Regions from separate parts of the Homo sapiens genome. Here region 2 is linked to region 1. A link is a loop called in an ENCODE intact Hi-C map of the cell type or tissue named here. Cell type or tissue: sigmoid colon. All regions are shown on one strand. Links, peaks and the distances in the headings refer to the core of each region. The heading gives the core; the rest is flanking DNA.

Evidence for each region. A loop is a pair of places that touch in the nucleus more often than their neighbours do. Peaks named below come from ENCODE experiments on the same cell type or tissue, not always from the same donor. Only the 100,000 strongest peaks of a DNase experiment are listed, where the experiment ranks them.
Region 2: it touches region 1 in a loop (8-fold over the local background); 1 of 110 quality-filtered maps calls a loop at or near these places.

What each region holds. Positions count from the first base shown.
Region 1 is chr16:21,517,670-21,524,440 of GRCh38, reverse strand. It overlaps the pseudogene SLC7A5P2. Among named protein-coding and RNA genes, the nearest start is that of MIR3680-1, 15 kb to the right of the region's middle. RefSeq lists enhancers at 1-700, 2,168-2,902, 2,903-3,635, 3,636-4,369 and silencers at 3,616-4,275, 6,531-6,697. In sigmoid colon, for the core only: no CTCF peak of the experiment used is centred there; DNase peaks (open chromatin) are centred at 2,950, 3,890, 4,220, 4,610 and 4 weaker places; H3K4me3 peaks cover 3,257 bases; H3K27ac peaks cover 2,193 bases.
Region 2 is chr16:20,865,155-20,873,061 of GRCh38, reverse strand. All of the region lies in intron 1 of DCUN1D3 (defective in cullin neddylation 1 domain containing 3), which reads left to right. Among named protein-coding and RNA genes, the nearest start is that of DCUN1D3, 31 kb to the left of the region's middle. RefSeq lists enhancers at 5,662-6,162, 6,928-7,297, 6,270-7,469. In sigmoid colon, for the core only: no CTCF peak of the experiment used is centred there; a DNase peak (open chromatin) is centred at 4,021; H3K27ac peaks cover 1,059 bases.

The DNA.
Region 1 (6,771 bases), core at 2,328-6,327:
GGCATCTGCCCTGCAGCCACTGTCCCCAAAACTGAGAGGCGGGGCAAAGTAGCCGAAGAAAGCAGCGCTGAAGCTGGCAGCTGCAAAGAGTGCAGGGCCCTCCAGTCTCTACAAAATTCACAGCTGCTTCCAGCCTCATGCTGGGACGTGGGCTGAGCAATGAATTCTTCTTGTAATCCAGGGTAGAGTGGAAGAAAGTTCAAGGTGAGCATCAACTCATTCAATCACTTAACAATAGGCAGGTTTGGCTCATACTGCAGAGGCCAAGCAGGAGAACCTGGCTCCTGTGTCTCTGGAAATGTTAAAATGCCTGTCAACAGGAAAAAAAGATCTGTCTCTGCCATCCTGAAGGTAAGTTTGCCACCTACGCACTAAAGATTAAGGCCATATTTTTTCAATGTTGAGATTATTCCCTTTGTCTGCAAACAGGGGCTTAGGACAACAGCCCTTTCTTCTCTCACAGTCCCGGAGGCCAGAGGCCAACATCAAGGTGGTGGCAGGGCCAGACTCCCTCGGGGGCTCCAGGACCCCTCCTGCCTCTTCCAGCTTCTGGGGGCTCCAGGTGTCCCTTGACTCAGAGCCGCCCACTCCCATCCCCGCCTCCATCTTCACGCTCCAGCCACTGAGACCATGCCCGACACAGCAAGTGTGGGCTGCTGCAACTGCTGTCCCTCCGTGTTCCCTCTGCACACATTGGAAAGAAAGTCTGAGGGTGGAAGCCAGGCATTCGGCCAGCCCTGGGAGCACAGTTCGGCAGTGACGGCAACACCAGCAGCTCAGGGTCCTCCACCCGCCAGCCCCGGGAGCACAGTTCTGCAGTGAGGATGACACCAGAGGCTCAGGGTCCTCCACCTGCCAGCCCTGGGAGCACAGTTCTGCAGTGATGGCAATGCCAGCGGCTCAGGGTCTTCTACCTGCTGGTCCCCAGGAGGCGGGCGCAGGTGTCTCCCTGCTTCACAGAAGAGGAAACTGAGACTTTGAAAGCTGAGCCGAGTCACTCGCCTGGTGCCACATTAACCAGCAAGTGGTAGAGGTGAGATCTGAACCCAGGACCGTTCGATTCTAGGCCTGAACTGCTTTTATCTTTTGGATGTATAGTTCACACATAACATAACATTAACCGTTAGTCATTTAAACACGTACAAATCCGTGGTGTTTAAGTCACTCCCAGTGTTGGGCAACCATCCCCATCATCTAGTTCCAAGACATTTTATCACCCCAAAGAGAGACCCCATCCACTCAGCCCTCACTCTCCATCGCCCCTTCCCCCCGCCCTAAGCAGCCACGAATCTCGTCCGTCTCTCTGGATCCTCCTGTCCTGAACATTCGTGCACTCGGAATCATACAACCCGTGGTCACTGACCCTTTCACGCAGCCCAGTGTTTTCAGGGGTCCTGCACATTGCAGCGCGTCTTCCTGTGTGCAGCTGAATGACTCTCCAAGGGATGGCGGACTACGCTGGGTTTATCCATCATCCACGGATGGACGGGCCTGAACTCTGACCCCGGCTCCTACTGTTGCTTCCATGTCATCTTTTTTTTTTTTTTCAAGACCAGTCTCGCCGGGCGCAGTGGCTCACGCCTGTAATCCCAGCACTTTGGGAGGCCGAGGCGGGGGGATCACAAGGTCAGGAGATCAAGACCATCCTGGCTAACACCGTGAAACCCCGTCTCTGCTAAAAATACAAAAAATTAGCCGGGCATGGTGGTGAGCGCCTGTAGTCCCAGCTACTTGGGAGGCTGAGGCAGGAGAATGGTGTGAACCCAGGAGGCGGAGCTTGCAGTAAGCCGAGATCGCGCCACTGCACTCCAGCCTGGGTAACAGAGCGAGACTCCGTCTCAAAAAAAAAAAAAAAAAAAAAAAAAAAAGACCGGTCTCATTCTGTCGCCTAGGCTGGAGTGCAGTGGCGTGATCTCAGCTCACTGCAGCCTCAACCTTCCCCAGCTCAGGTGATCCTTCTACCTCAGCCTCCCCAGCAGCTGGGACTACAGGTGCACCACCACCACGCTGGGCTAGTTTTTGTATTTTTTGTAGAGACGGGGTCTCCCTATGTTGCCCAGGCTGGTCTTGAACTCCTGGGCTCAAGAGATTTTCCCACCTTGGTCTCCCAAAGGGCTGGCATTACAGGCGTGAGCCACCGCGCCCAGCCTCCAAGTCATCTTTCACACGCAGAGCACGCCTGAGAGCAGCAACAAGACTAACGTTGGGGCCAAAGCTAAGAAGTGGGGCGGAGCCTCCCTGGTGGCCGGTCGTCAGCCCAGTGCCTGAAATGCATGCAAAGTCTATTTTTATTTTGCGTAGTTGAACCTAAGCAAAAAATCTGGCCCTATAATCTCTAACCTTGCTCCTAACTGGCACCTACCCTATTGCACAAGAAGCTATCTAGGGGAGGACTCAGTGAGCACTCGGTGAGTTTGTCCAGCCATGGTGGTACTGTCTCCTTCCCTCTGCAGGCACAGCGGGAAGAATAGGGTGGATGGAGGGCTCTCTGCACCTTCCACAGCCCGCAGCGTGGACGGCAGATTACAAGTTAGTATCTGTGCGACCTCCGCACTCCCCTGCCGGTGGCTGCCTGGGCTGCTGAGATTTCGCTTGGTTTTATCACTGCAGAGGAATGCCTGCCATACCGGGGGGCGAGCAAGGTCCAGAATGACAAGCCGTGGCATTCCTCAGCCGCCTCCTCCCCGGGGTGGGGCCTGGACATTCCTGGCTGCAGCTAGAGGTCCCAGCACGACAGGGATTCTGACCCCCCCTCCACCACGGCTATTGTTCAGAATTCTGTGGATTCCAGAGGCATCTGCCCAGCAGACTGTCTTGCTGTGAACACCCAGCTCTGCAACCGGTGTTTGCGTGTTTGCCCTGGGAGGCTGAACGCTCACCCAGAACAAAGGCCTCCCCACATGCCTGCTGTGAGCTTCCAAGTACTCGTTAGGACACACGCCAAGGAACCCCGGGTTGGGGGGATACCGAGGAGCTTCCTCCCTGACCCACACACACCCTTTGAACAGGTCTTTGGCTGCTCACCAGTCTGGTCAATCTCGGGGCAGTATTTATATTCCTTCCCGTTTCCAGGCCTAGGAGCCTTGGCATCCTGCTCTCGCCTCTAACTGAAATTACCTCTCAACCCTTTTTAGCTAAGATGCCTCTCGCATTCCCCAGGAATAACAAGCTTTAAAGCCCCTTCACACTGAAGCCTGCCTTTGAATTTCCCAGCTAGATTTGGGGGTGGGGGTCTTATGGCTCCCGGTGAACCCCCGGTTCTGTTGATTAAATTGAGCTCAGGCAGAGTGCTGGCTTCCCAAAGCCTGTGTTATTACTGCTTCTCAAAGCTACGGGCACCGGATCGCCATCTTTGGCAAGATTCTTTTGGGATACAATGGGAATTACTGGGTGGCCTCGGTTCGGTTCTTCCCTCGTCTCAGTTCGCGGCTCACCAGCCACATTGATGCAGCCCCCAGGCTGGAAGGAGGCTGCAGGAGCTTCCCCTCAGGTCATCTTCTCATCCCTCCCCCGTGCCCCAGGAGCTGGTTGTGGGGGCGGTTCCATCCCCTCGGCCCATCCGGGACAGGAGCCTAGGTTCCCTTCGGGGGGTACCCCAAACCCCATCCTTGGCCTCAGGCCAGCCCTGGTGCACTGCCCGCTCCCAGGCTTGACGAGAGGCTGCGGGCCAGTGGGTGAAGGGGCTCGCCCTGACTGCCAGGCCCCGCCCAGGCGCACCCGGGAGGACGGGCTGGGATGACGCGGGCGCCGGGGGGGTAGGTCGCGAGGCCGGGGTCTCCATGGCGCAGGAGTACGGGGGCCTTCGAGGACCACGCGGGCCTGGGAATCGCCTGCCAGGCTAGGCCGGACGACGCACGTGCTCCGAGCTGGGTCGAGGGGGCGGGGCTGAGGGCCGCGGCCGGGCCACGGGTCGGGGAGGAGCCGCGGACGGTGGGCGGGGCCAGTGGGCCGGGGCCTAAAAGGCGGCGCGGGCGGGGTTCCTGACGCAGCTGCGGGCGGCGGGCGGCGAGCGGCGCGCACAATCCTCGCTCGGCTGCGGCTCCCGGGTGTCCCAGGCCCGGCCGGTAAGCAGAGCATGGCGGGTGCGGGCCCGAAGCGGCGCGCGCTAGCGGCCCCGGTGGCCGAGGAGAAGGAAGAGGCGCGGGAGAAGATGATGGCCGCCAAGCGCGCGGACGGCGCGGCGCCGGCAGGCGAGGGCGAGGGCGTGACCCTGCAGGGGAACATCACGCTACTCAAGGGCGTGGCCGTCATCGTGGTCGCCATCATGAGCTCGGGCATCTTCGTGACGCCCACGGGCGTGCTCAAGGAGGCAGGCTCGCCGGGGCTGGCGCTGGTGGTGTGGGCCGCGTGCGGCGTCTTCTCCATCGTGGGCGCGCTCTGCTACGCGGAGCTGGGCACCACCATCTCCAAATCGGGCGGCGACTACGCCTACATGCTGGACGTCTACGGCTCGCTGCCCGCCTTCCTCAAGCTCTGGATCGAGCTGCTCATCATCCGGCCTTCATCGCAGTACATCGTGGCCCTGGTCTTCGCCACCTACCTGCTCAAGCCGCTCTTCCCCACCTGCCCGGTGCCCGAGGAGGCAGCCAAGCTCGTAGCCTGCCACTCCGTGCGTGAGTACGGGGCGCGGGCCGGGGGTTGGGAGGTCGTAGTCCCTGGGTCCCTGCATCCTTGCATCACTACGCCCCTGGCTCCCACATCTCTACATTTTTGCGTTCCTGGACCGTCCCGGCAGTTCTAGGCTAAGGTCATTGGTCCCAGAAACCAAGTGCGTTTCTTTCATTCATTCTTTTACACTTCTCCCCACAGGCTGGGAATATCTTCAGTGACGGGACAGCAGGGTCCCTGCCCTGCCCTTCGGTGGGCATTTCATTCCCCCACTTAAGCGGTTCAGGCAAGTGCCAGCCTCCCGTTGGCCCCGCTGAGCAATACTCCCAGCCTCTTGCGTGGCACCCACGTGGAGTAACTGAGCAACCGGTTTATTGTTAAAGCTCCGATTGCTGACTGGTTGGTGAAAACGAAATTGCAGTTAAAAAGAAAATTATTCATTTCTGCTCTCCACACCAGCTCGTCAGGAATCAGTGACACGGGCTGACTCATAAGAAAACAGTAGTAATAAAATCGTGTGCGGGTAGTGACTGGTGCTGGTTTAGGCTAAGGGATCCCCCCTGAGGGTTGCCCAGTAGTGAGAGAGCGGAGCTTGGCTGCAGATTCAGTCTGTGTTACAGTGAATGGAGGTTCGGGTCCCAGGTTACTCTGGGAAACAGCCATGGGGCTCCTATTTTGGTGGGCATGGTGCTGGTGTGTTCTTCACCAGGCCAGAGAGAACTGCTTTTCAAAATAGTTTTCTTTTCTTTTCTTTTTTTTTTTGAGATGGAGTCTCACTCTGTCGCCCTGGCTGGAGTGCAGTGGCGCGATCTCGGCTCACTGCAAGCCCCGCCTCCCGGGTTCACGCCATTCTCCTGCCTCAGCCTTCCGAGTAGCTGGGGCTACAGGCGCCCGCCACTACGCCCGGCTAATTTTTTTTGTATTTTTAGTAGAGACGGGGTTTCACCGTGTTAGCCAGGATGGTCTCGATCTCCTGACCTTGTGATCCGCCCGCCTCGGCCTCCCAAAGTGCTGGGATTACAGGCGTGAGCCGCCGTGCCCGGCCTCAAAATAGTTTTCTTGTGGGATTTCAGGGGGAAAATGACTTGTACCAGATACCACATGATTTGGTTGGGTGGCGTGGGAAGGCGGGTCTTGGCAATTCTCAGGTTCATCCCATGGCAAGGATCGGCCTGGATCTCAGTAGTGTGTGTACACATTCAAGGTGGGAAGGGTTAATTTATAGTTGGGGTCTTGAGCCATGAAATCAGGGGAGTGGCTTCTGACTGGCAGGACCTGTTGGCGCTGTTTTCTGCCACACCGTACTTTGGGGAGAAGGGGGAGGGGGAGGCATTTCTTCATAAATGTGAGAATGCCCCGAGGGCAAGACTCAGCAGGGCTCTGTGTGGTTTCTCTGAGGCTCTGAGCGGAGCAGCCGCACCACCATGCAGGTCAAAGCCGGGAAAAATCGTAGGACAGGAGTGGGGAGAGCCTGTGGCTTCCAGCTGGGCGTTGGACATGTGAATGTAGGGGATGACTGATTTCTTTTTTTTGTCATTAGAATTTCACTGGTTCAGTCTCCCTCTCGCCTAGGTACATGCCCGCCTGGTATGTAACGACATGGATAATAGCTTATGCAGCCTGCACTCTTACCTTTAAAAAATGAATCCCTGTTGGCTGGGTGTGATGGCCCACGTCTATAATCCCAGCACTATGGGAGGCCAAGACAGGCAGATCTACCGAGGTCAGGAGTCCGAGACCAGCCTGACCAACATGGTGAAACCCCATCTCTACTAAAAATACAAAAATTAGCTGAGCATAGTGGCTCACGCCTGTAATCCCAGCTACTTATGAGTCTGAGGCATGCTCCGGGACGTGGAGTTTGCAGTGAGTTGAGATCCTGCCACTGCACTCCAGCCTGGGTGACAGAGCAAGCCTGTCTCAAAAAAAAAAAAAAAAAAAAAAAAAGCAGCCCCTGGGTGCTGAGTGTCTGACTTCCTGTTGGTGCCAGGAGTGAGTTGTGGGAAATGCTTCATTGGCCACCAGGAAGGAGACATAGGATGGGGCGCTGCCTAGTTTTCTCTTTCTAATAAAAATCACATCAGTCATACATGAATTCATCATCATTTAAAAATTCAAACCAGCCAGGCACTGTGGCTCATGCCTGTAATCCCAGCACTTTGG
Region 2 (7,907 bases), core at 2,265-6,264, 650 kb after region 1:
CTACCTCTGCCTCCCAGGTCCCACTTCAAGCAGTTCTCCTGCCTCAGGTTCCCAAGTAGCTGGGATTACAGGCATGTGCCACCATGCCCAGCTAATTTTTGTATTTTTAGTAGAGACGGGGTTTCACCATGTTGGCCAGGCTGGTCTTGAACTCCTGACCTCGTGATCCACCTGCCTTGGCCTCCCAAAGTGCTGGGATTGCAGGCGTGAGCCACTGCGCCTAGCCTGGTTAGCCTTTTTGATGTGATTCGCAGTGAAGCAAGACTGAAAGGATATACTCCAAAATATTAACCGTAGGTGGTGAAATTAGTGATTGGCTTTTTTTTTCTTTATGCCTCTCTGTACTTTCTAAACTTCACAAAATAATTATGTAATACTTTTGAATTTGCCAGCAGGAAAGAGAGTCTAGTGACCTCACTTTTCTGACCAGGTTACTGATGTGGTTGAAAGCAGGAATTCTTTTATTGTGTGGATCTTTTCTGTCCCTCTTCCTCTTCCTGTCTGCTATGCATTAGCAGTCAACCTCCATCGTGGGGAAAAAGCTGATAAATGTGGTCTTAATGGATTTAGATTTTTTTTTTTTTTTTTAAGAATTAGCAAACATTAAGAGGTTGATTGGTTACCACGTGGTGAACCTGAGGCCTACTTAGAGGCCTTTGGCTCCCGAAACCACATATCTACATTTGTGGTCATCCAGGTGCCCTTTAAGACATTTGGATGCAGTCATTTATCATCTGTATGTTGTGTTCCTTCGTCGTCTTTGGACTCATTTCATAATTTCCTTTCTTGCCTTTTACTTAGATGCAAAAATCTAACCTTATCTCCAGTTCACTAATTTTCAGTGAGTTGCTGACTCCCAAGTTCTCAGAAGGTGATTGAAAAATGAGCAGTTGATGTGGTAATTGGGTGTTTTGAGGACTAATCAGCTACAATCAGGTAAACCTCCAGGGTGGCTGATAACCATATGCTGACTGGAAGGAGGGTATTAGTGCTAATCAGTGGTTTACTTTCAGTGGGCTCTACTGAGGCTCCATCCTAAGGAATAAAACAAGCTGCAAGCTTATAACGGAGATGAAGAGTGCAGCAGGCATGCCGTTTTTATTAGAGTTAAGGTTCAGTACAAATCCAGGATGGCTTTCTGGTTTTAAACAGGGAAAGTCACTGGAAAAGCTGGTGTGAAAACAAAGAATGACCTAGAAATTTGGTGCCCATTTATGATGCTCCCCCTTGCACATAAGTGGGTAGTTAGAAATGCCCAGATCAATAGTGACAGCAAAAAATATTTCAAGTATGGGTCAGTGAAATGATATAGCCCTTTTTTGGTTATTTTGAGTTATGTGGGATTAAACATGTAGCTCAGTTTGGAAGCCCAGAGACCAAAAAAATGGTTCATTATTTGGTATTTGGAAACTTTATAGTATGTGCGTGTGTTGGCTTGGCTGTATTTGGCAAGTAGGCATTTGTTCTAGCCAGCCCACACTGGCTTCAGTCCTGAGGCCTCAACTGGACATATATTCTTAGTAGTGAATTCAAAGGGTGCAATGCGAGGGACATTGAGAACACTTTCAAAAAGAAATGACTTTATGCTAAACTGGCTGGTCTTAGTCATGTGACCTAAGATGATTTTTATAGAAACATAGCCAGTTTTCTTTTTTAAAAGTTTTCTCTGTCCTCCCTACCCCCTTTCTCCCTTCCTTCCTCCCTCTTTTCTTTTGCACTTTTGAGATTGGTTGATGTAAAAAGTCATGGGTTCCTCCCCAACCCTAACTGGAACTGCTGTTGCTTGTTGCTGCTGTACATTTTAGGACAAAAAGTCTTTTAAAAGCTGGAAAATAGAAGCAGACGGGTCTCGTTTGCTTTGGCAGAGGGATCAACTTTCCCTCCCAAGTAGCTCTGGGTAAGACCTAATCTCCAAAGGTGATCTTTGAAGTCTTAAGTTGGAAGTGGCAGCAGCAACTGTGCATTTAAAGTGTTCCCTCAGTCTTCCTTGTTATTTTTGCACATTTACTTTCTAGGAAGTAGTTTACAAATGGACACCAGCCATATTCCGTCTTTTTCTCAGGTCATTCAGAGTCTTGCTCCCAGGTGGGATCAAGGGGCTCCTGTGGTCCTTGAGACTCTCCGGAGGATGGCTGTGCCAGTACAACCGCCTCAGCCCCTGGCAGCTGTAGAAAAGCTGTCTGAGGAATTCATGTACTTATGTTCTCTGGCCTTTGGGTATCTGACATATGTAGGAAGAAATAAAAAGCTGCACCCAGCTAGCTCTACAAACTATTTAGATGAAAGTTGAAAAGATGGGCTTTTTATATTGTTAATATGTAGGAGCACCAGCATCTGGCAGTGGTTTCTTGCTGCTGAATAGATTCTAGATGGGAACAGAATGGAGGAGTGGAATGGATTGGTCCCTTCTGTCAAGGAAGCCTCAGAGCAGATCTCAAGTGCTTTGCTGACACTGACTTTTGGTGCCAGCATTTGCCTCCTGTTTTTTAGCTCCTCATTTCACAAGTCTGTTCCTTGGGTGACAGGCTGTCCATTAGTAGTAGCCAACATGCATTCCTCTGAGTGGGCTTCCTGACCCAGCGAGCTGCAGCAGTTTACTTGGGTCTGTTTTCCATGTCTGGACCTGTTACTGACCCTCCAGAGATCAAACTAAGATGATTAAGGAGAGGGAAGGCTGCAAAACTGGTGTTTCCTATCCCTCGTTGTTCAGATTGGAGTAGCCCTGCTTTCCCTCTGCTTTTGGACTTCTGCTTTTTCTTTGACTCTGATAGTCTTGGGCAAGGAGTAGTGTGAGATCTGTTCACCAAGGAGGCAAAGTGCCTGTCCTTAGGAGGGTTGCACATTTAGAACTTTGGCCTCACTGAATGCCAAAAAAGGTGAAGTAGTCCCAGAATATTAGACCTTGGAAAGACTAACCCAGACCTCTCACTTTAATGTCAGTGTCACAGAAACTCAGAGAGGTTAAGTGGCTTGCTCGAGAGTGCACATTGCTCAGGAGGATTTCACACCAGAACCAAAGGCTTCCTGGGGGCGTATTCTGTTCCTATTGACTTGGTTCCTCAGGAATATACTTAGGCATTGATAGGATGTTGGACATTTTCTTCTTGGGGCACCAGGACCTCCTTAGGGGTAGGGGAATATCCTGGCACACATCATAGCAGAGAACAGTAGTGAGACCAGTGATGGAAAGTGGCGAGTTTAGAGTCAGACTGCCTGGATTTGAATCCTTCTCCTCCATTGGCTGTGTGACCTCAGGCTACCTCCCTCAAGCTCTATTCACTTCCTCCCTCTGTAAAATGAAGATTATATTGTCTTCCTTATAGAGTCGTGGATTACATGTGATAATTCATGCCAATAAATATATGTAATTATTTTTACAATATTGTTATTAATATACATTAATAACATGAGCCAACCATATCAACCCTCTCCCTCCTCCTTTCCATTTCATGCTTATAGACATTTAAGGACCAGAATTAAACCTGCCTTCTCTCTGAAACTTGCCCATGGAAAGTCTGGCAGACTGGTTTTATTTTCCAGCCTTACTGCTTAGTAGTTAAGAGACCTGTTTCCTAATCTATGAAAGCTGCAACAACTATTTTCTTGAGGTTGTTGGGAGGCTTGAAGGTGATGATGAATATGAAGCATGTAGCCCCAGGCTCCACAGATACTGATTTCACGTCCCCAGTCCCTCCCTACCTTTCTTTCCGTAATAGTAGTTCACACTTCTCTCTCCTTCTCCTGTCTGCATTTGTACAGAGTCTCAGTGTGAGTTTGTCCTCTGTGGTGGTTCTGTTCTGTAAGACACAGTTGAGAGTAAGCCCCTAGAAGACAGGGACTTGCCTGGTTGTCATTTCATGATCTGCCTAGGAGATGGGAACAACTTCCTGATCCCTCTTTGGAGCTAGAGCAACCCAGGGACTGCAGCCTCTGGGATTGCCCTTTGGGCTCAGCAGTGGCCGCTCCAGGCCTAGGACCAGGCAGCCAGCCAAGCCCATCCCCAGGAACAGCGGCCAGCGCTGGCACAGGGGAGGAAAGAGTCTGGAGGCTGATGTGCAGAGGAGGGAGGGAGAGGCAGAGCAGCTGGGCTGAGACTGAGGGAGAGAAGCTGGAGGCTGATCTTGGTCCAGCAGAAGCTGAGCAGAGCTGCTGTCTTTGGTCTTTCAGGTAAACACTCAAAGCTATAAGTAGAAAAGAAAAAAAGCCTAGAAGTTGGTTTCCCCAGTGCATGGGTTTTTTTTTTCCTTCTTTCTTCTGCCTTTTCTTTCTCCACATCCCTCCTTGTCTCTGGCTCCATTCAACCCATTTGTGTCCCTTGCTAATGCAGGAGAATGGTCACTTATTGTGAGCAGACCTGAATCGCTATGGGAGATCTGGGCTGGCTCCTGAAAAGAGCACTGTTCTAGGAGAAGGGAGACGATTCTGTCACCAAAGTTGTGACAATAATTATAACTATTATAGAGGCTAACACCAACCAAATGCTTTCTGTGAGTCAGGTATTGAGCAGAGCATTTACCTGCGTTATTTATTCTACCCAATAGTGCTTTGAGGTACAACTGCCTCGATTTAAAGTTCCATGCGGACAGTTCCCATTATTTGGTGAGATTGCCATGGCAATGGCAATGGTTTGTCTTGGTTTGTCTGAGCTCATCCTCTTCATCACTGCGCTTCTGTTTCCTCCATTCCTAAATAGACTCCTTGACCTCAGTTTGTCTGTGTTTAGTTTCCTGTAAAATGGGGGTAATTGCTTCACAGAGCTACATTTATATATAGCTTTCTTAATGTATTAACAAATACCAAATGATATTCAGGACTAATAATGCTCTGTTGCTGTTGAAAATTTGGTGCTGGGATGTCCAGATTGTGCTGAGGCTGTCCACTTCAGAGGTGGCAGTGATGGGGAGGAGGACCAACTGGGAAGGCAGTTCCATTAAATTAGTAACTGAGTGGAAAGCTAGACATCCTTTCTTTTGCAGAGATCTACAGAGTTGGGACTAAGTGGAGAGGGGAAGGAGTTTGGAACTGGCTGAAAGCCTGCTCCAGGTTAGGGACTGGGCATAACCAGCAATTCATTGTCCGTTGGGCACAGCAGATACTCAGCTTGATTTTATTCAGGATCAATCACAAGGAAATCCTGTGTTGTGGAGAGTCTGATCCTCCAAGCATTACTGGGTAGTGGTGTATTTGAGTAGGATCAGTGCTGTGGCAAGATAATCGGTTTTGGAACAAGCCCTGGGCCAGTGACTCAGTGCAGGGATAGGAAGTCCTGGCCAGCTGGGCCTGTGGAATCTGAGGCCTGGAGCCCATTGTTCAGATGGGGTAAGTTGGGGCTTCCAACAGGCTAACCAGATACTACTGAGCTACTACTACTACTGATACAGTAACAGCTGTCATATCAAGTGTTTTCTCTGAAGCCATGTACCTTTAATCTGCAGTTCCTCACTGAATCCTTTCAAGAGCTCTATCAGGCAGATATCATTTTGCAGATTGAGGAAATTCAGGCTTCCATTAGGGTCAAACAATTAGCCAGTGGCGCAGTTGGGCGTCCTTTTCAGAGCTGGAGCTTTTAACTGTGCTGGTGGACAAAAACGTCACACGTTTAGGGCATCTGGACTAATTCTCGTTTCCACGTCTGGTGGGGCTGAGCCTGGGTGCATGGTGCTTGCCTGGATCATGGCAGCGAGTAGGAGATCCTTCTTGAGCACCGAGCACAGACCATGTGTTCTCTCTCCAGTGGCTGATGGTGAGATTTGCTGCTCTGGGGTTGCTGTGGTGTCACTCCTGAACTTGGGGCCGGTCCGTCATGTGTTCTCTCTAGATGCTTTGCTGGGGGTGGGCTCAGCAATCTAGCCTAGGGGTAAATGTCATGGTATCTTGAGCCAGATGTGTGATCATGGGTAATTTACTTTCCTCAGCCTCAGTTTCCTTGTTTTTAAATGAGGCTGTGATGAGTATATGTGAGTTCATGTCCCCAAAAGTGCTTAGCATAGTGCCTGGCACCGTATCAAGTGCTCAATAATTGATGACTGCTATTATTAGCTGTTAGCCATCAGCTAGTGAGTCTACGGGAGACCTTCAACTTTAAAACACTTGAAGTGCTGCCAGCCTGGGCCATGGGGCTGGGCACTGTGATGGAGCCTGGGGAAAGCTCTGGGAGAGCAAAAGTATTTTCCCAGAGAAGGGGGTAGACACAGAAGAAGGTAGACCACTGGGCAGTAATCAGAGTAATCGGGGGACCATACTTACCAGATCTGGAGATATTTTCTTCTGGGTTTAGACCACCACTCGCCTCAACACTCAATGGAATGGGGGCATTTCAAAGAAAGAGACCAGAGTGGAAGAACGATCCAACCTTCTGGCATTTGCTGATTGATCATCTGTTGAAACTAATTTTCTTCTCCTTTTTTTCATCTGCTGGTCATGTTAAAAGCTTTCAGGTTTCAGCTGGTTCTGCTGTGTCAGGTAGTCAAAAGATACTCTTACATGGAGGGCTGGTTGGCTCAATGGGATTAGGGCCTCTTTGGGAGCCCCATCTGTTCTGTCCCTACCTGAAGGCCTTGGCGCCAGGATTTGGAGGAAGCTGCTAGGATGAAGCATCTGTCCAGTGGGGGCGGGGTGAGTGGCCTGGGGTAGGTGGGTCAGATGGAGGCCAGGAAATCCTCTTATCTCGCTGGGTGCCCATGCCTCACTCAGCAGCAGGAGCTGAGCAGTAAACCCTGGTGAGTCAGCGTGCCTGGGAATTAGAGTTGCCAGTCTGTGAGCATGTGGGGTTTGTGTAAGTTTGGGCCTTTTGTTTCTTTCAGCATTCTAGTCTTTAGGAACACAAATCTGGAAACCAGGCCCTCCACATGGTACAGTCCTTGTTTTGAGATAATTCAGCTCGCACAGTTGCTTCCCTTGTACCATGGTCTTCCAAGAATTAACCCCTTGCCATTTGAAATTGTAATGAGTTGTACTTATGGCTTACTAGCTGTAGTCTTAAAGCATAAAAAGTCTTTTAAAAAACTTACTTAGGATGGTTGTTTTCCATACCAAAAGCCCTTATAAGAGCTTCAGTGTATTTTTGAAGCCTAAGTAAAACTACAAGTCTTTGAGGGCATGTTTGGACATGTATTTTTGTCATTGCTCTCTTTGCGGGTGGAGAAGGGGACAGGCCTTGATATGACTAATCTCTAATAACTACAGGAATGATTGTGCTCTTCATTTTAAACTTACTGTATACTCAGAGCTTATCCTCAGAGAGAATTCCTCTTGAAGACGACCCCCAATTTATCCAGGCACTATTTGGAGGAAGCCAAGTATTTTAGGCAAAGTTTAAAGCTCCAGCCTTTCATAAAAAACACCTTCTGTCCCACTGCCGGTTTTCAAAGATCTTTTAGTTTGGATCATAGAGGTCCATGAAAGCTCCCTAGACCTGGGGAGGCCCGGGTGACTGACGTTGACTTCTGTTTAGTGTCTGTTTCCTGCTACACTTCTGGCTCCTGGTCCACACTTCATTAACAACGTAATTTCAGTGGCTGCCATTATTATAGCAGTTGGCAAAGTTTTATAAATACTAAATTGTACATGGATTTTCCAACAAACCAGTTGAAGGTAGGAATAAGAGTCCTAAGTAGCCAGAGTCATCTTAGAGAAATCACCTCGCTTCTGGCTCAGAAATGTCTAGCAATTTGTTTAAAAAACCACTTTTAAATTATATAAATAATTAATAAACCACCATGACGAGTTTGTTATGTATCAGTGCAAACTTTTCTTTTTCATCTAGCAATTATCCTACCATTTAAAGATTGTATTTGGGTAAATCTGTCCTTCTTTTGTTTTTCTATTTTTTTCCCACTTTTTTCAGTTTTTTCTTTTTTTCTGAATATCCTGAGCATTTTTATTTATTTATTTTTGGTAACTTTTTT